2 separate regions of the Homo sapiens genome follow, and region 2 is linked to region 1. A link is an interaction called in ENCODE POLR2A ChIA-PET data of the cell type or tissue named here. Cell type or tissue: OCI-LY7. All regions are shown on one strand. Links, peaks and the distances in the headings refer to the core of each region. The heading gives the core; the rest is flanking DNA. Region 1 overlaps COQ2 (coenzyme Q2, polyprenyltransferase). Region 2 overlaps LIN54 (lin-54 DREAM MuvB core complex component).

Region 1 (8,339 bases), core at 1-8,000:
CAGCCTCTTGAGTAGCTAGGATTACAGGCATTGACAACCCTGCCTGGCTAATTTTTGTATTTCTTGTAGAGACAGGGTTTCGCCATGTTGCCCAGGCTGGTCTCAAACCCCTGAGCTCAAGCGATCTGCCTGCCTTGGCTTCCCAAAGTGCTGGGATTATAGATGTGTGCCATCACGCCTGGCCATTGCTTTCTGAAATGCTTTTTTAAAAATCTAGGTATGTCATGAAAAAATGTTTGATCTAGATGCCCTGAAGAATTTGGGGGATGGGGTAGGAAGCACTCTGTGGCAGGAAAACAAGGGTTAAAGTGTATGTGATAGCTTAGACAGCTCGTATTCTGTGAAGCCTCTCAGGAAGAAGTTAGACAGTCTCTTCTGGGCTACCATAGGATTCTAATCCGGCACTTACTTATTTCAGCAGCATTAATTCAACCAAGAATACGTTGAGAGCCTCCTATGGTCTCCAGTTAATAAATTGTGGCCCAGCATTTAGCATAGCACTTGGTGCGGTGTAGGTATTGAATACATACTTGTTGGTGAAAAGAAAGAAACATAGTTAGGTAAGCAGGTATCAGAATCTGCTGCAAAAATATCTATTCCCAGACTTTTCTATTCTATTCCTAGAATGATTCTAGTTCTTTGAATCATTTTTTTCAGTAAATGAAAGAACTAAAAGCAACTCAAGAAATTGATGTGAGCCTGATTTGTGGGAAAGTTGTGGTAGAATATTTATCTTTTTCTAAGATCCTCTCATTGAATGTTCTCTTTATTAAATTTGAAATTATATTCTCAATATAAGCATTTCCTATCTATAAGATAATATTAAGAAGCTGGTATATTTACTCCAAACATTTACTGAACCCCTACATTTACTTCGTGCTAGGAATTGCAGCAGGTACTGGGAAAATAAAAATGACTAAAACACCCTGACCATCTTTAAGGAGTTGGAGATGGAGATGACAGATAAACAGGTCATTGCAGTACAACGTGTCAGGCAGGAGTGCTATGGGACCACAAAGGAGAGGCACTTCATCAGTTAAGGAGGGGACATGAGTGGAAATAGGTAATACAGGAGGAGAAAAGGGGTTTCTGAGAAAAGATATCTGGGACACATTGAGTTTAAGGTACATGAGCAACTTGCAGGCAGAGAAGTCCAGCAGACTGTTCAGTATGCAGTCTGGAGCTTAGGAGAGTTATCAGGCTTGCAAGTGGAGATTTGAGAGCTGTCAACATGTAGGTGTTTGTTTACAGTCCTCAGAGATGATGCCATTGTGGAATAGATCAGTGTTCGTATGTATATTCATGTTTCAGTAGCTGATAGGGGAGGCAGAGTGGTAACAGAAAGAACATGGGTTTTTGAGTCAGAGAGATGTAAGTTCAGATCCCAGCATCTTCTGTTATTGGTAGTGCCGTGCACCATATTAGGTGGGATAAATCTTCTCTTTAAACCTCCTATTTACTTAATTAGGGGATATTATTCTTTTTATTAGCTCTGTTACTTTAGTTGTTAATTAACCTCTCTGAGCTTGTTTTGTTTTTTGTAAAATGGAGCTAATAAGTACCACCGAGAGTTGAAAGGGTTTAAGGAAGGAACCCACAGAAAGCAGCACACACAGAGTCTGATACCCAGGAGCACTGAACACACTCCGATGCCACTCCTTCCCTTTAGGATTCTAAAGTACATACAGACTTTCCCCCTTTTTGTGTTTTGCTAATTGTAGGCTTGACATTTAATTGGGGAGCGTTACTTGGATGGTCTGCTATCAAGGGTTCCTGTGATCCATCTGTTTGCCTGCCTCTTTATTTTTCTGGAGTTATGTGGACACTAATATATGATACTATTTATGCCCATCAGGTAAAGAAATTATCTTTTCTTAACTTTGGTTTAGTTGTTGCTGTTTTTAAAGAACCAAATTAAGGAGAAAGCATTTTTTTCTAAAATTTGTTGTTGTTTTTTAAGAACTTTAAGAACCAAATTAAGGAGGAAGAATTTTTTTTTTCTAAAAAGAAAGTCATTCACAGTTCCATGGCTCCAACAAAATTTTTTTTATGTTTATGTGTGTTTACCAAAATTCAACTCATTTATTTTATTTACAAGCAATAAAGTAGTATTTACTATGTGCCAGGCACTGTTTTAAGTACTTTACAGACTTAATCCCCCAACAGTCTTTGAGGAAAGTACTTACATTATCCTCATTTAACAGAAGAGGAAATATGTGAAGAAGTATTTGTCCATGTCACACAGTTAGTGGGTGGCAGAACTGCGATTCAAACCCAGTGTTCAGAGACTGCTTTTAACCACTACATTCTTCTGTCCCTCTAATCATTGAATTATGCAACTTTTTTACTTGGTGTAGTTAGTGAACATTTTCCCATATTTTTACCAATTCTTTGTCATTGTCACTTTAAGACTATGGACTATGAGATAGTCCATGCCCCAATTTAACATGCCATAAATTCGATGTACCATAATTAAAAAAAAATTCACAGTTTCTCTATTTTGGCTACTTGTTTCTGAGTTTTCACAATTATAAGTAATATTGTTCTAATCATTAATACTTCTTGAATAGGAGTTTTTCAGTTAAATTTTTAGAAGTGGTATTATTGACTTAAAGGATTATATGCATTTTTATAGCTTTTGATATTGCCTTTTTGATAAATTCCATTTTAAAAACTCATTTTTTTCTTTTACATTTATAAACTCTCCCCCAGCTTTAATGAGAAGTAACTGACAAATAAAATTATGCATATTCAAGGTATACAGTGTGATGATTTGATAGTACATGTTCTGAGAATACATTTATAAACTTTTCAAAAAAGTTTTTCTCAGTATTTTTCTGAAATATGATTATATATTCTCAGTCATTTACTTGAAGAATATGTCTGGATTTCATTCTGTTTTCTTCCACTAAACCCCCTATGCCCTGCTACATTTGTAGTATCATGAAAAGGCGGATCTGTAATCAGTCTTACTTCCAAAGTGAAACTTGACTTACAGGTTAGAAGAGATGCCTGTACTTTTTGCGGTAAGGTCTGGAATGAGTGCTTAGGATACCAGTACTCCAATTAGATTAACAACTTCAGGAAAACACCACATACTCATTGGCACTTTTGTGGTTCACATAATAACTATAGACACAGTTTGCACCCTGAAGGTGATTCTAGTATGAAAGGAAAAACAGAAACACCCACAGTCATTGTTATTTGGATTTGGGCCCCAAAAGAGAGCCTGTCAGGTTGCTGTCTGCCGGTAGGTCAGTGCAGAGAGTTCAGCATACAGCCACTGATACTACGTGACCATCATTATTTACAACAGTATATGGAGATGCTTACAAGTAAACTTGCTGGGAGAAACCAGGCAGCTACATGTGGTTATATCATCAAGACCTAGCTCTACCTAAACAGGATTTGATAGGAAAGGCAAGGGATAGGTTGGGCTAGAAGTGGGAAATGAGTGGATGTGGTTAGGTGGTAAGTGAGCATTTTTCTACATCTGTGACTTTTGCAAGATTGAAACTAAAATGTATAGGAGATTATTGAGATTTGAGAACTCTGAGGTAGAGAGGAGCTATGGGAAGAATTAGAGCTGAATTTTAATCCTAACACTAAAAATATGGTTAAGAGTCATTATAGGATTATAACAAATATAATGGTGTATAGAAATGAAGCTGGATGGTGATTTTAGCAGTGGTGTTTAGCTTTGATTGGCCTGCACATTCATTACTGATCAGCCTGTTTCTGAGTTACTGTCATCTTTCACCGCTTATGGTATATCTGCATGTTCTTTAAAAGACAATTTCTTCTGAAAGTAGTTAGTGGTAATTGGTTGCACAACCTTGTGAATATACAAAAAAACACTAAATCTGATACTTCAAAATGTGAATTTTATGGTGTGTGAACTAAATCTCAAAAAACAGTTTATTTTTCTTTCTGATATTAGGACAAAAGAGATGATGTTTTGATTGGTCTTAAGTCAACGGCTCTGCGGTTCGGAGAAAATACCAAGCCGTGGCTCAGCGGCTTCAGTGTTGCAATGCTGGGGGCACTGAGCCTAGTGGGTGTGAACAGTGGACAGACTGCTCCCTACTACGCTGCCCTGGGTGCTGTAGGAGCCCATCTGACTCACCAGGTTTGACCTTTTTCTTATTTGTCCCTCATATTTCCTTGGTATAAATTATAAAAATTATTTAAACAGTATGCCCTCTGTGTTTACCTGGCAAGGAACTTCTTAAACAACTACTTGGCTTCTACTACCTTTAACAGACCCCCCTGCCCTCCGGCCTCAACTTATAAGAAAGCTAGCTCTAGTATTTTATTTTATTTTTAAATTTTTTTTGAAACAGTGCTGTCCAGCCTGTCATCCAGGCTGGAGTGCAGTGGTGCAATCACAGCTCACTGCAACCTCTAACTCCTGGACTGAAGCAATCCTCCCACCTCAGCATCCTGGGTAGCTGGGACTACAGTCATGCACCACCATGCCTGGCTAATTTTTTTTATTTTTTGTAGAAATGGGGTCTTGAGATTTTGCCCAGGCTGGTCTGAAATTCCTGGCTTCAAGCAATCTTCCTGCCCTGGTCTCCCAAAAGTGCTGGGATTACCAGTGTGAGCTACCAACCCCAGCCAAGGTATATTATTTTTTAAAAATAATATAGGCCTAAATCCAAATTTTCCCATCTGATTTTCCTGGAATTACTTCTGATTCATGTCTGGAAAAATTTCAGTGATATCTGAAGCTTGTGGTTTGAGTTGAATTACTCTAAAAGCAAACTGACAGATAAAGCTTTTAAAAAAAAATCTGGGTTTCTAGTGATGGTTAGTAGACTAATTATTCATAAATTTGGTTTCTGCTGGCATAAAGACCAAGGACAGATAAGACATGAAATGCGGAACATGTCAAAGTTCTGCCAGTAGAGAGCAGGAAGCTGTCATTTCAGGATATTCACCCACACCACATCCCCTACCTGTCAGAAACTTATGTTGAGAATCTACATTGTTGACTTGTAAATGAATGAACTAAATCTAATTTTGATTAAATCACTTGCTAATAAATTGACTATATTTTTATATCAGTGTTATTGTTATTTTCATTAAACAGAATCAAAAAGGTATTCATGGTGGATCACCTGAGGTCAGGAGTTTGACCAGCCTGGCCAACATGGCAAAACCCCGTCTGTACCAAAAATATAAAAGTTAGCTGGGCATGGTGGTGGGCACCTGTAATCCCAGCTACTCAGGAGGCTGAGGCGGGAGAATCGCTTGAACCCAGGAGGTAGAGGTTCCAGTGAGCCAAGATCACACCACTGCACTCCAGCCTGGGCGACAGAGCAAGACTCCATCTCAAAAAAAAAACAAAAAAAAAAGAAGATATTCATGAAGCTGTATTTAGATGACTGATTTTATACAGATTATTGCCAATTACTATCAGTATAGGCAAGACTCACATAACATGGTATGAAGGAAATCAGAATCTGATGTCTGTAAAGTAAACCATATGCTGTGTCCCCTCCACTGTTTTCCTCACTGTGAAAACTAAAATGTGAATTGGTGACTTTCCAGGATGTCACCATTTTTCCCTTCAGAATTTCTCAGCATCCCTTTTTGGTCATAGCTCAGCTCCATGAGGGCTGACATTGTCATTTGATTGTCTGGTCTGGATAATGGGTATATGTTAATATTTAAACACCTGAATATTAAATAGTACAGGAAGGCAAAAATTATTAAGACAATCACAAATACTATAAGGAATATTCGGCCAGGCGCAGTGGCTCACGCCTGTAATCCCAACACTTTGGGAGGCCGAGGTGGGCAGATCACTTGAGGTCAGGAGTTCAAGATCAGCCTGGCCAACATGGATAAACCCTGTCTCTACTAATAATACAAAAATTAGCTGGGCATGGTGGTGTGCACCTGTAATTCCAGCCACTCGAGAGGCTGAGGCAGGAGAATCACTTGAAACCTGGGAGGCAGAGGTTACAGTGAGCCAAGATGGTGCCACTGCACTCCAGCCTGGGTGACAGAAGGAAACTGTGTCTCAAAAACAAAGGAAGAAAAAAGAAATACTTGGAGCCCACTTTATATTTTAAATCACATTTATGGTCCTCTGTCCAGTTTTGTTGTTGTTGTTGTTGTTGTTTGTTTTGAAACAGAGTCTTCCCTCTGTCACCCAGGCTGGAGTGAAGTGGCACGATCTTGGCTCAGTACAACCTCCACCACCTCCTGGTTTCAAGCGATTCTCGTGCCTCAGCCTCCGTAGTAGCTGGGATCACAGGCACACGCCATCATGCCCAGCTCATTTTTGTATTTTTTTAGTAGAGACGGGGCTTCGCCATGTTGGCCAGACTGATCGCAAACTCTTGGCCTTAAGTGATCCGCCCACCTCAGCCTCCCAAAGTGCTGGGATTACAGGCATGAGCCACCACGCCTGGCCTCTCTGTCCAGTTTTCGATACAGTGTTTAAAGATGGACGTAGCCTTTTAGTATTTAAAGAGAAAGGAAATCATGATAATTGTAAGTCTGCAGACCACATAATAAAGAATAGTCCCCCATGCCTAAGGAAGATAGGAACATACGTGAGACTTCCTTAGTGTATTTGCAGGGCTACCATGGGGAAAAAGGAGTACGCTTGTTCTAGATTACTAGCAACAGATTTAGGTCTCTAGCTCCCCTTCCCTAAATGTAGGTCCCTGAACAGGAGAGATTTAGAAATGTGGGAGGGCATTTTTGGTTATAATAAACTAGGAGGGGTGACTATATGGATGATGGCCAGATACAGTCAATATCTTGTGCTGCACCAGATTGCCCTGCATTAGAGTTGTCCTGCCCAAATGGGACTTGTTCTCCATTGAGAAACTTTGCTGCAGACGCTAAAACCAGAACTGGAGGGTAGGAGTTGCAGGGAGACAGACTTTAGATCAGTCAGTATAAGGAAGAACGTTCTAAATCGTTAGAACTAAAAACAGTATGGGTTGCCTCACAAGCATTCATGCAACCCTCAACCGAAAATTCTTAAGAAACAGCTTGGATGATTCCAAGTGAAAAATATGGTAAATTTTTCTTTTTCTTTTTCTTTTTTTTTGAGATAGAGTCTCACTCTCTCACCCAGGCTAGGAGGGTGCAGTAGGGTGATCATGGCTTATTGCAGCCTTGACCTCTTGGCCTCAAGCAATCCTCCCACCTCAGCCTCTTGAGTAGCTGGGACTACAGGCATGTGCCTTCGTGCCTAGCTAATTTTTCATTTTTTATATTTGTATTTTTTGTATTTGCTGTTTTCTCCTCCGTGTTAACATGTTTATTTGTTATGACCCAAAGTCCAGACTAGGTATTAATACAACTTTGTATTCCTCTCTTGCAGATTTACACTCTAGACATCCACAGACCTGAGGATTGTTGGAATAAATTTATCTCCAACCGAACACTGGGACTAATAGTTTTTTTAGGGATTGTCCTTGGGAATTTGTGGAAAGAAAAGAAGACAGACAAAACAAAGAAGGGTATAGAGAATAAAATAGAAAATTAATGAATGAAATTTATCTAGGAATTTTTAAAACATTTTTTACAAAATATAATTAGATTTGAATACAAAATCTGATACAATATGTTAAAGAATTAAGAACCTGAAGATGAAGATTTAGAGCATATTTACCTGGATTTTACTTATTTGCTAGCAAAATTCCCCCTTGTCACAGAAACCAGGGACTCTTCAGGATTTGAGATGGCCTTGAGTATTTTAGTTGATACATTCTTCTGCCCATTATAATTCTCACCTGAAGTTATGGGGATTGCACGGGTTTTGGCACTTTAGAAAAAGCCTGATGTGGGTCTTACATAAATGAATGTCTGTATAAGAAAATGGACTCTTTTTTTTAGGGAAAAATAAAAGCAACTATGGGAAGTTGGGCCTTACTGTTCTTTATTGTGACCTTTAGTCACTGCCAAAAACTGTAATTTAGGAAACCAATTCTGTTTTTTTATGTTTTAGGAGAATTTAAATAACCAAATAGAAGTATTTAGCTATTATAGCCACATGTACCACTGTTTACCAACCCTGACTTTTATTTGGGAGATTTGGTCTCTGTGTGCAGTCACAGTGACCAGAACAGACAAGTGGGCAGTCACCAGAGACTACCTTGATTTTCTGTCTATATCTTTTTTATCTTATCCCATTATAGTTTATAGGATAGTGATATTTAAATGTTTACTGTTTTTTCCTTTACCTGCCCTCACCTTCACAATGTTCTCAACACAGTAACCAGAGTAATTCTCTTAAAACCTGAGTAAGGTCATGTCATTCCTCTCCCCAGAACCCTCCAGGATCTCCCTAGGTCACTCAGTACAAAACG
Region 2 (8,341 bases), core at 160-8,159, 280 kb after region 1:
GCCACCATGCCCTGCATGTGACCCTGATTGAAACAAACAGGGAGGCCAGGAGTAGAGGCTGACGCCTGTAATCCCAGCACTTTGGGAGACCGAGGCGGGTGGGTGGATCACGAGGTCAGGACATGTAGACCAGCCTGGCTAACATGGTAAAACCCTGCCTTTACTAAAAATACAAAAAATTAGCCGGGTGTGGTGGCACGCACCTGTAGTCCCAGCTACTTGGGAGGCAGAGGCAGGAGAATTGCTTGAACCCTGGAGGCAGAGGTTGCAGTGAACTGAGATTGTGCCACTACACTCCAGCCTGGGTGACAGAGCGAGACTCCATCCCAAAAAAAAAAAAAAAAAAAAAAAAGAGATAAGGATGTGTAATCATAAGACAGTCATCTATATTCTGTTCTGTAGTTTATGAGCTATCCTGGCTCTGGAATAGTCTCTGTCTATTACATAGACTCTGGCCAAACCAATCAGACCTTTTTTAAAAAAAAATTAAATTTAAATTAAAAATAAATTAAAATTAAATTAAATTAATTTTTTTCCCCCCAGAGACAGGATCTTACCCAGTCACCCAGGCCAGAGTGCAGTGGCACTATCATACCTCACTGCAGCTTCAAACTTCTGAGATTACACTTTCCTCCTGTCTCAGCCTCCCGAGTAGCTGGGACTTTAGACATGCCCCACCACGCCTGGCTAATTTTTAAAAATTATTTTTTTGTAGAGAAGAAGGTCTTACCATGTTGTGCCCAGGCTGGTCTCCAACTCCTGGACTTAAGCAGTCCTCTTGCCTTGGCCTCCCAGAGTGTTGGGATTACAGGTGTGAGCCACTGAACCTGGCCCAGACCTTTTCTTGTTAGAAGTTTGGACTTTGCTCCTAGTTCAAAGGGAGAGTCCCACTCCTATAATTCTCAGTCTCTTTTAACAGGACAGGTAAAAACGTATGTTCTTCTGACAACAGAACTTCAAAATATATGAAGCAAAAATGTGCAGAAGGGGAGACGTAAACAAATCCACCACCATATTTGGGGATTTTAACACCCTAAAAATTTATTAAGGATATCAAAGATCTGAATAACTCTATCAACCAGCTTTTGCTAACTGACATAAATAGAATACTACCCTCAGCAACTATTAAAAAAAATGTTCTTGGCTGGGCAAGGTGGCTCATGCCTGTAATCCCAGCACTTCGGGAGGCCAAGGAGGGCGGATTGCCTAAGGTCAGGAGTTCGAGACCAGTCTGGCCAACATGGTGAAACCCTGTCTCTACTAAAAATACAAAAAAATTAACTGGGCGTGGTGCCATGCACCTGTAATCCCAGCTACTTGGGAGGCTGAGGCAGGGGAATTGCTTGAACCGGGGAGGTGGAGGTTGCAGTGAGCCCAGATTGCGCCACTGCACTCCAGCATGGGTGACAGGGCAAGACTCTGTCTCAAAAAAAAAAAAATTCTTTTAAAATGCACAAGGAGGATTCACCAAGAGAGACCGTATACTGAGTCAAAAAATAAGTCTCTAATTTCAAATGATGAGAATGTTAAAGAGTATTATGTTCTCTGACAATACTATAATTAAATTAGTAATCAATAATAATAGCATAGCTAGAAAATCTCCAAGTGCTTGGGAATTAAATGGCACACTTCTTTATTATCCATGTGTCAGGTAAAATCACAAGCAATATTAGAAAACATTTGAAGTGAATGATAATAAAAACGTATTGAAATTAATGGAATACATCTAAAGAGCTTTGGGGAAAAGTTTTCATATTAAAGGCTTACTGTAAAAAAGAAGAAAGTTTTAAAATCAATCAATCATTTAAACCAGGAGTTGACAGACTTTTTGTGTAAAGCTCCAGGTAGCAAATATTGGAGGCTTTGTAAGTCATGTAAGTCTGTCATATTCCCCCTTGCCCCAACCATTTAAAAATGTAAATATCAGGCCAGGCGTAGTGGCTCATGCCTGTAATCCCAGCACTTTGGGATGCTGAGGCAGGTGGATCAGTTGAGATCAGAAGTTCAAGACCAGCCTGACCAACATGGTGCAACCCCATCTCTGCTAAAAATACAAAAGTAGCCGGCATGGTGGCATGCGCCTCTAATCCCAGCTACTTGGGAGGCTGAGGCAGGAGAGTTGCTTGAACCTGGGAAGCAGAGGTTGAAGTGAGCCAAGATCACACCACTGCACTCCAGCCTGGGTGACAGAGTGAGGCACTGTCTCAAAAACAAACAAAGAAACAAACAAAAAACCATTTTTAGGTAGGAAGCAATATATAAAGACCATGGGCATCATTTAGTATTTTGGTGAACCCTGATCTGTGTTTCCATCTTAAGATTCTAGCCGGGCGCGGTGGCTCACCGCTGTGATCCCAGCACTTTGGGAGGCCGAGGCAGGCGGATCACCTGAGGTCTGGAGTTTGAGACCAGCTTGACCAACATGGAGAAACCCTGTCTCTACTAAAAATACAAAAAATTAGCCAGGGGTGGTGGCGCATGCCTATAATCCCAGCTACTTGGGAGGCTGAGGCAGGAGAACCGCTTGAACCCAGGTGGCGGAGGTTGCAGTGAGCCAAGATTGCACCATTGCACTTCAGCCTGGGCAACAAGAGTGAAACTCCATCTCAAAAAAAAAAAAAAAGATTCTAGAAAAAGAAGAACAAATCAAACAGAAGCAAAGAGGTAAAGATAATAGTTAATTTAAATAAAAAATGGGCCAGGCACAGTGGTGCATGCTGAGAGGCCAAGCTGGGCAGATCACTTGAGCTCAGGAGTTTGAGACCAGCCTAGGCAACGTGGTAAAACCTCATTTCTTTTTTTTTTTTTTTTTCTGAGACAGAGTCTCGCTTTGTCACCCAGGCTGGAGTGCAGTGGCGTGATCTCAGCTCACTGCAAGCTCCGCCTCCTGGGTTCACGCCATTCTCCTGCCTCAGCCTCCCGAGTAGCTGGGACTACAGGCACCTGCTACCATGCCCGGCTAATTTTTTGTATTTTTAGTAGAGACGGGGTTTCACCGTGTTAACCAGGATGGTCTCAATCTCCTGACCTCGTGATCCACCCACCTTGGCCTCCCAAAGTGCTGGGATTACAGGCGTGAGCCACCACGCCTGGCCGGGGACACCTCATTTTTACAAAACAAAAGCCAGGCATCGTGGTGCATGCCTCTAGTCCCAGCTACTTGCGGGGCTGAGGCAGGAGGATTGCTTGAGCCTGGGAATTCGACGCTTCAGTGAGTCGTGTTCACGCCACTGTGTCGTGGTTTGCTTGCTACAGCCTCCAAGTCAAGGGAGTGTGAGCTAGGACTACAAGCAGGCCCTACCACACCCAGCTAATTTTTATCTTTATTTTGTTGAGATGGGGTCTTGATATGTTGTCCCGACTGGTCTCAAACCCATGGCCACAAGTGAGCCATCTTGACCTCTCAAAAGTTCTGAGATTACAGGTGTGAGCCACCATGCCCGGTCCAAAAATGGTTCTTTGTAAAGGTCAATAAAATGGATAATCTCTAGCTAATCAAGAATAAAAGGAGAGAAGACAGTTTACCACTACGAGGAATGAAGAGAGGACATTTCTACAGATCCTGCAGATATTAAAAGAATATTACATGTAACTTTGTGCTACTACATTTGGCAGCTTAGAGGAAATAGGCAAATTCCTTCAAAGACACAAACTATCAAATATCCCAGGTTACTCGGGAAGAAAGATAATCTGAATCGCCCTACATCTGCTAAAGGAAATGAATTTATAGTTAAAAACCTTCCCACAAGGAAGCTTTATATCTAGATGGCTTTACTGGTGAATTTTAGCAAATATTTAAGGAGGAAATAGAGACGATTCTGTGCAAACTTTTCCTGAAAAATAAGAACACACTCCAATTCATTTTATTAGGCTAGCATTATCTCCAGGCAGACACTATAAAATGAAAAGAAAACTACAGATCAATATCCCTCATTAACATAACAAAAATGTTTAACAAAATATTAGCAAAATATAATTTAGCAATATATACAAATTATAAGACATGATCAAGTGGGGTTCATATCAGGAATGCAAAATTAATTTAATCAAAAATTAATATAATTCACAGATTAAAAAAAGAAAAGCCATACGATTTTCTCACTAGTTGCAGAAAAAGCATATGATAGAATTAAACATCCTTTTATGATTTTTTAAAAAACCTCATCAAATTGGGAAAGACGTAAACTTTCTCAACCTGGTAAAGAAAATCTATGGAAACCTATAACTAACAGATAAGATTAGGAACAGGGCAAATATGTCTGCTGTCACCACTTTTAGTCAACATTTTCCTGGAGGTCCTAGCAAGTGTAGTAAGGGAAAAGAAATATAAAACATGTAGATTGGAAAGGAGGAAATACAGATGTTACAGACAACATGGACTGTATTTATAGAAAATCTTAAGTCATCTATACTGAAAAGCTATCAGAATTAATAAGTGAGTTTAGCTAGGTTGTAGGATACATGGACAATATACAAAAATCAGTTTTATTTGTACATACTCATAAACAATTGGAAAATGGAAAATGCCATTTATAACAGCATCAAAAAACATGAAATACTTAAGGATAAATTTAACAAAATATGTATAAGACCTATATACTTAAAGTGCACAACATTGCTAACATAAATAAGATATAGTTATTTGGGAGACAATTTTCCATGGGTCTTTTTTTTTTTTTTTTTTTTTCTTAAGAGACAGGCTGTCACTGTGTTGCCCAGGCTGGAGTACAGTGGTGCACTGCAGCCTTGAACTTCTGGCCTCAAGCGATCCTCCCATCTCATCCTCCTGAATAGCTGGGACTACAGGTGCACGCCATTGCACCTGACTTCTTCATGGGTCCTTGCATTTCTGTACCTCTTACCAGTGAGGCAGTGACAGCCCTTTTGTTTTAAATGATCTTTTCAAGGATATGTGTATAGCAAACAGCCTGGGATGATATAGCATCTCCCTCTGTAGCAAAGGGCAGATTTGCTTATTGTCCAGTATAATAAAGATAATATCTCCCTCTGGGCAAAGAGCAGGTTTGCTTTGGCCCGTTATAAAAGATTTGGGTTCCCTGGCTGGGCGCGGTGGCTCACGCCTGTAATCCTAGCACTTTGGGAGGCGGAGGCGGGCGGATCACGAGGTCAGGAGATCGAGACCATCCTGGCTAACATGGTGAAACCCTGTCTCTACTAAAAATACAAAAAATTAGCCGGGCGTGGTGGCGGGCGCCCGTAGTCCCAGCTACTCAGGAGGCTGAGGCAGGAGAATGGCATGAACCTGGGAGGCGGAGCTTGCAATGAGCCGAGATCGCGCCACTGCACTCCAACCTGGGCGACCGAGTGAGACTCTGTCTCAGAAAAAAAAAAAAAGATTTGTGTTACCTAAGCTCAGGGTTCCTAAGTTATGATACAAACCTACTGCATATGTGGCATCTACCTGGACCCCCCTGTGTCTTCCCTGCGGGACTTGGGGGATATGGGGGAACTGATACACACATAATGCTCATGTTCCTTGCTGTACTGTGAGTCAAAAGTCCTTTTGTCTCTGACACATGACTACTGTGTCTTCTGCCGGTATCCATGGAAGATTACTAGGCTACTTTGTTAGCTTTCAAAGAGAGTTGAAAGTCTCAGACCCTCACAGTTCTTGATAGTTTTGGCCATGAGGATGGGGTGCTGACAGGCATGGCATTCTGAAGGAGGAAGGATGAGGGCCTCTTGGGCTAGGTTAGGAGATATGAAAATTCTCTCTGGCATCTGTTAGTGAATGGTCTCACCCAGGTGGTGGGCAAGGGCAGTGGGGATGGGGAGAATGAAAGTCCTCCACTGTTCTACCTGTTAATGAATAATTTAGAGGCTTAGTTGAGAGGTAGGATTGAAACATACCACCTGAATGGTGCTTTGGTTGTTGTACACTCAACTTCATGGCCCCTGCTCTGCTGAAAGGCAATGTGGCTATAGCTGCTGAGTTAAGGAGCCCTCAAAGCAGAACATATGGTGTCCACAATAAGGATATAGAGCTTTAGGTGGATTCAAAACCTTAGAAGTTTGGTTGAGCTGCAGGGGTTAATGCTTGAAAATGAAAGTAAATGCAAGCTTTGCTTACTGCTCTAAAGCCACAGTCTCCCTCTGTGGCCTGACCTCTCCCTCCTCCTACTCTTTAATTTCAGGTGCTTTAAAGAGAAAGATTAATAGGGGTTGGGCTGATGTCTGTGTGTCCTTATGGGGACCAAAGGCCATACCCCTATGTCTAAATATGCTGGAAGAACTTCAGGGAGAGGAAGGAGTCAAACTTTTATGGTTCTGTTGGATATAGGAACTAAATCATCATTCGTTGGGGGTAGTATCCAGATTCAACTCTTGGGGTTTGGGGAAGAAAGCTAGTGTGACATTGTGAGTGGAGCCCTTTGTTGTATATTGTTGTTGTGATTGTCATTGCTGATGTATATTTGATGTTGATACTTTTACATTCTTGTGCTGTGAATTCCCATAAGTGCCAGAGGGGATTCTTTGATCAGGAAGAGCGACATAAAGAAGTGCTAGTACTTTGGTGTCCCAAAACCCTAGTGAGTCCTTTAAGATGTTATAAGTGACTGATAACTTCACAGTATACATAATGAATTCATCCAATTCAATAAGACTGTAAACCTGGTATTTTTTTTTTTTCTTGAGAGAGAGTCTGGCTCTGTTGCCCAGGCTGGAGTGCAGTGACGTGATCTTGGCTCACTGCAAGCTCCGCCTCCCGGGTTCACGCCATTTTCCTGCCTCAGCCTCCTGAGTAGCTGGGACTACAGGCACCCACCACCGCGCCTGGCTAATTTTTTGTATTTTTAATAGAGATGGGGTTTCACCATGTTAGACAGGATGGTCTCGATCTCCTGACCTTGTGGTCTGCCTGCTTCGGCCTCCCAAAGTGCTGGGATTACAGGCATAAGACACCGCGCCCGGCCAAACCCAGTATTTTTAAAAGAAAAAAAAATTTAACAGGAACTTGTCAAAGGAAGATATACAGACAGACAATATGCACATGAAAAGAGGCTAGAGTCATTAATCATCTGGGAATTGCAAATTAAAAACACAATGAGATATCACTTCACATAGGCTAGAATGGCTGGAGTTGAAAAGACCAACAGAAGACTGACAATACCAATTGTTGGTGAGGCTGTGCAGCAGCTGGAACTCTCATACATTGCTGGAGGGTGTATAAAATGGTACAGCTAAGTTGGGAAATAGTTTAGCAGTTTCATGCAAAATTAAAAATAAACTTACCATGTGATTCACCTAGAAGGAATTGCCAGATCTTCTAGATATTTACTCAAAAGAAATGAAAAACGTATTTTCTGAAAAAACTTGAACCTAAGTATTTATAGCAGTTTATAGCAGAATTATTCATCATAGTTCCAAACTGGAAACAGTCCAAATGTCCATTAACAGATGAATGCATATACAAATTGTGGTCAATTTGTACAATGGAATATTACTCAGCAGTAAAAAGGAATAGAACTACTAATAAGTAAAACGATAAAGATAAATCTCAAAAGCATGCTGAGAGAAAAAACTCATACCATATGATTGCTTTATGTCATAAGTACATAATATATTATTCAATTTAAATGAAGTTCTGGAATGAGCAAAAAGACAAATAATCTTTAGTGATAGAACAGACCCACTTCTCAAAAGAAACATTTATGTGGCCAAAAAAACATGAAAAAAAGCTCAACATCATTGATCATCAGAGAAATGTAAATGAAAATCACAATGAGATACCATCTCATGCCAGTCAGAGTGGCGATTATTAAAAAGTCAGGAAACAATAGATGCTGGCAAGGCTGTGGAGAAATAGGAATGCTTTTACATTGTTCATGACAATGTGAATTAGTTCAACCACGGTGGAAGACAGTATGGTGATTCCTCAAGGATATAGAACCAGAAATACCATTTGGCCCATCAGTCCCATTACTGGGTATGTACCCAAAGGAATATAAATCATTCTACTATAAAGACACATGCACACATATGTTTATTGCAGCACTATTTACAATAGCAAAGACATGGAACCAACCCAAATGCCCATCAGTGATAGACTGGATAAATAAAATTTGGCACTTATACACCATGGAATACTATGCAGCCATAAAAAGGAATGAGATCATGTCCTCTGCAGAGACATGGATGAAACTGGAAGCCATCATTCTCAGCAAACTAACACAGGAACAGAAAACCAAACACTGCATGTTCTCACTTATAAGTGGGAGTTGAAGAATTGAGAACACATGGACACAGAGAGGGGAACAACACACATTATGTTCTGGTGGGGGGTTGGGGTCAAGGGGAGGGAACTTAGAGGTGGGGTCAA

Evidence for each region. Peaks named below come from ENCODE experiments on the same cell type or tissue, not always from the same donor. Only the 100,000 strongest peaks of a DNase experiment are listed, where the experiment ranks them.
Region 2: POLR2A ChIA-PET joins it to region 1 with 5 read pairs; 3 of 35 experiments call an interaction of 5 or more read pairs at or near these places.

What each region holds. Positions count from the first base shown.
Region 1 is chr4:83,263,376-83,271,714 of GRCh38, reverse strand. COQ2 (coenzyme Q2, polyprenyltransferase) reads left to right here. Exons shown (of 7, transcript NM_001358921.2): 5 at 1,722-1,855; 6 at 3,941-4,129; 7 at 7,352-7,891. The coding sequence ends at 7,516. Among named protein-coding and RNA genes, the nearest start is that of COQ2, 17 kb to the left of the region's middle. In OCI-LY7, for the core only: a CTCF peak has its summit at 4,919 (motif pointing right); a DNase peak (open chromatin) is centred at 4,894.
Region 2 is chr4:82,987,501-82,995,841 of GRCh38, reverse strand. All of the region lies in intron 1 of LIN54 (lin-54 DREAM MuvB core complex component), which reads left to right. Among named protein-coding and RNA genes, the nearest start is that of LIN54, 19 kb to the left of the region's middle. RefSeq lists enhancers at 5,827-5,936, 5,987-6,036. In OCI-LY7, for the core only: no CTCF peak of the experiment used is centred there; no DNase peak of the experiment used is centred there; H3K27ac peaks cover 596 bases.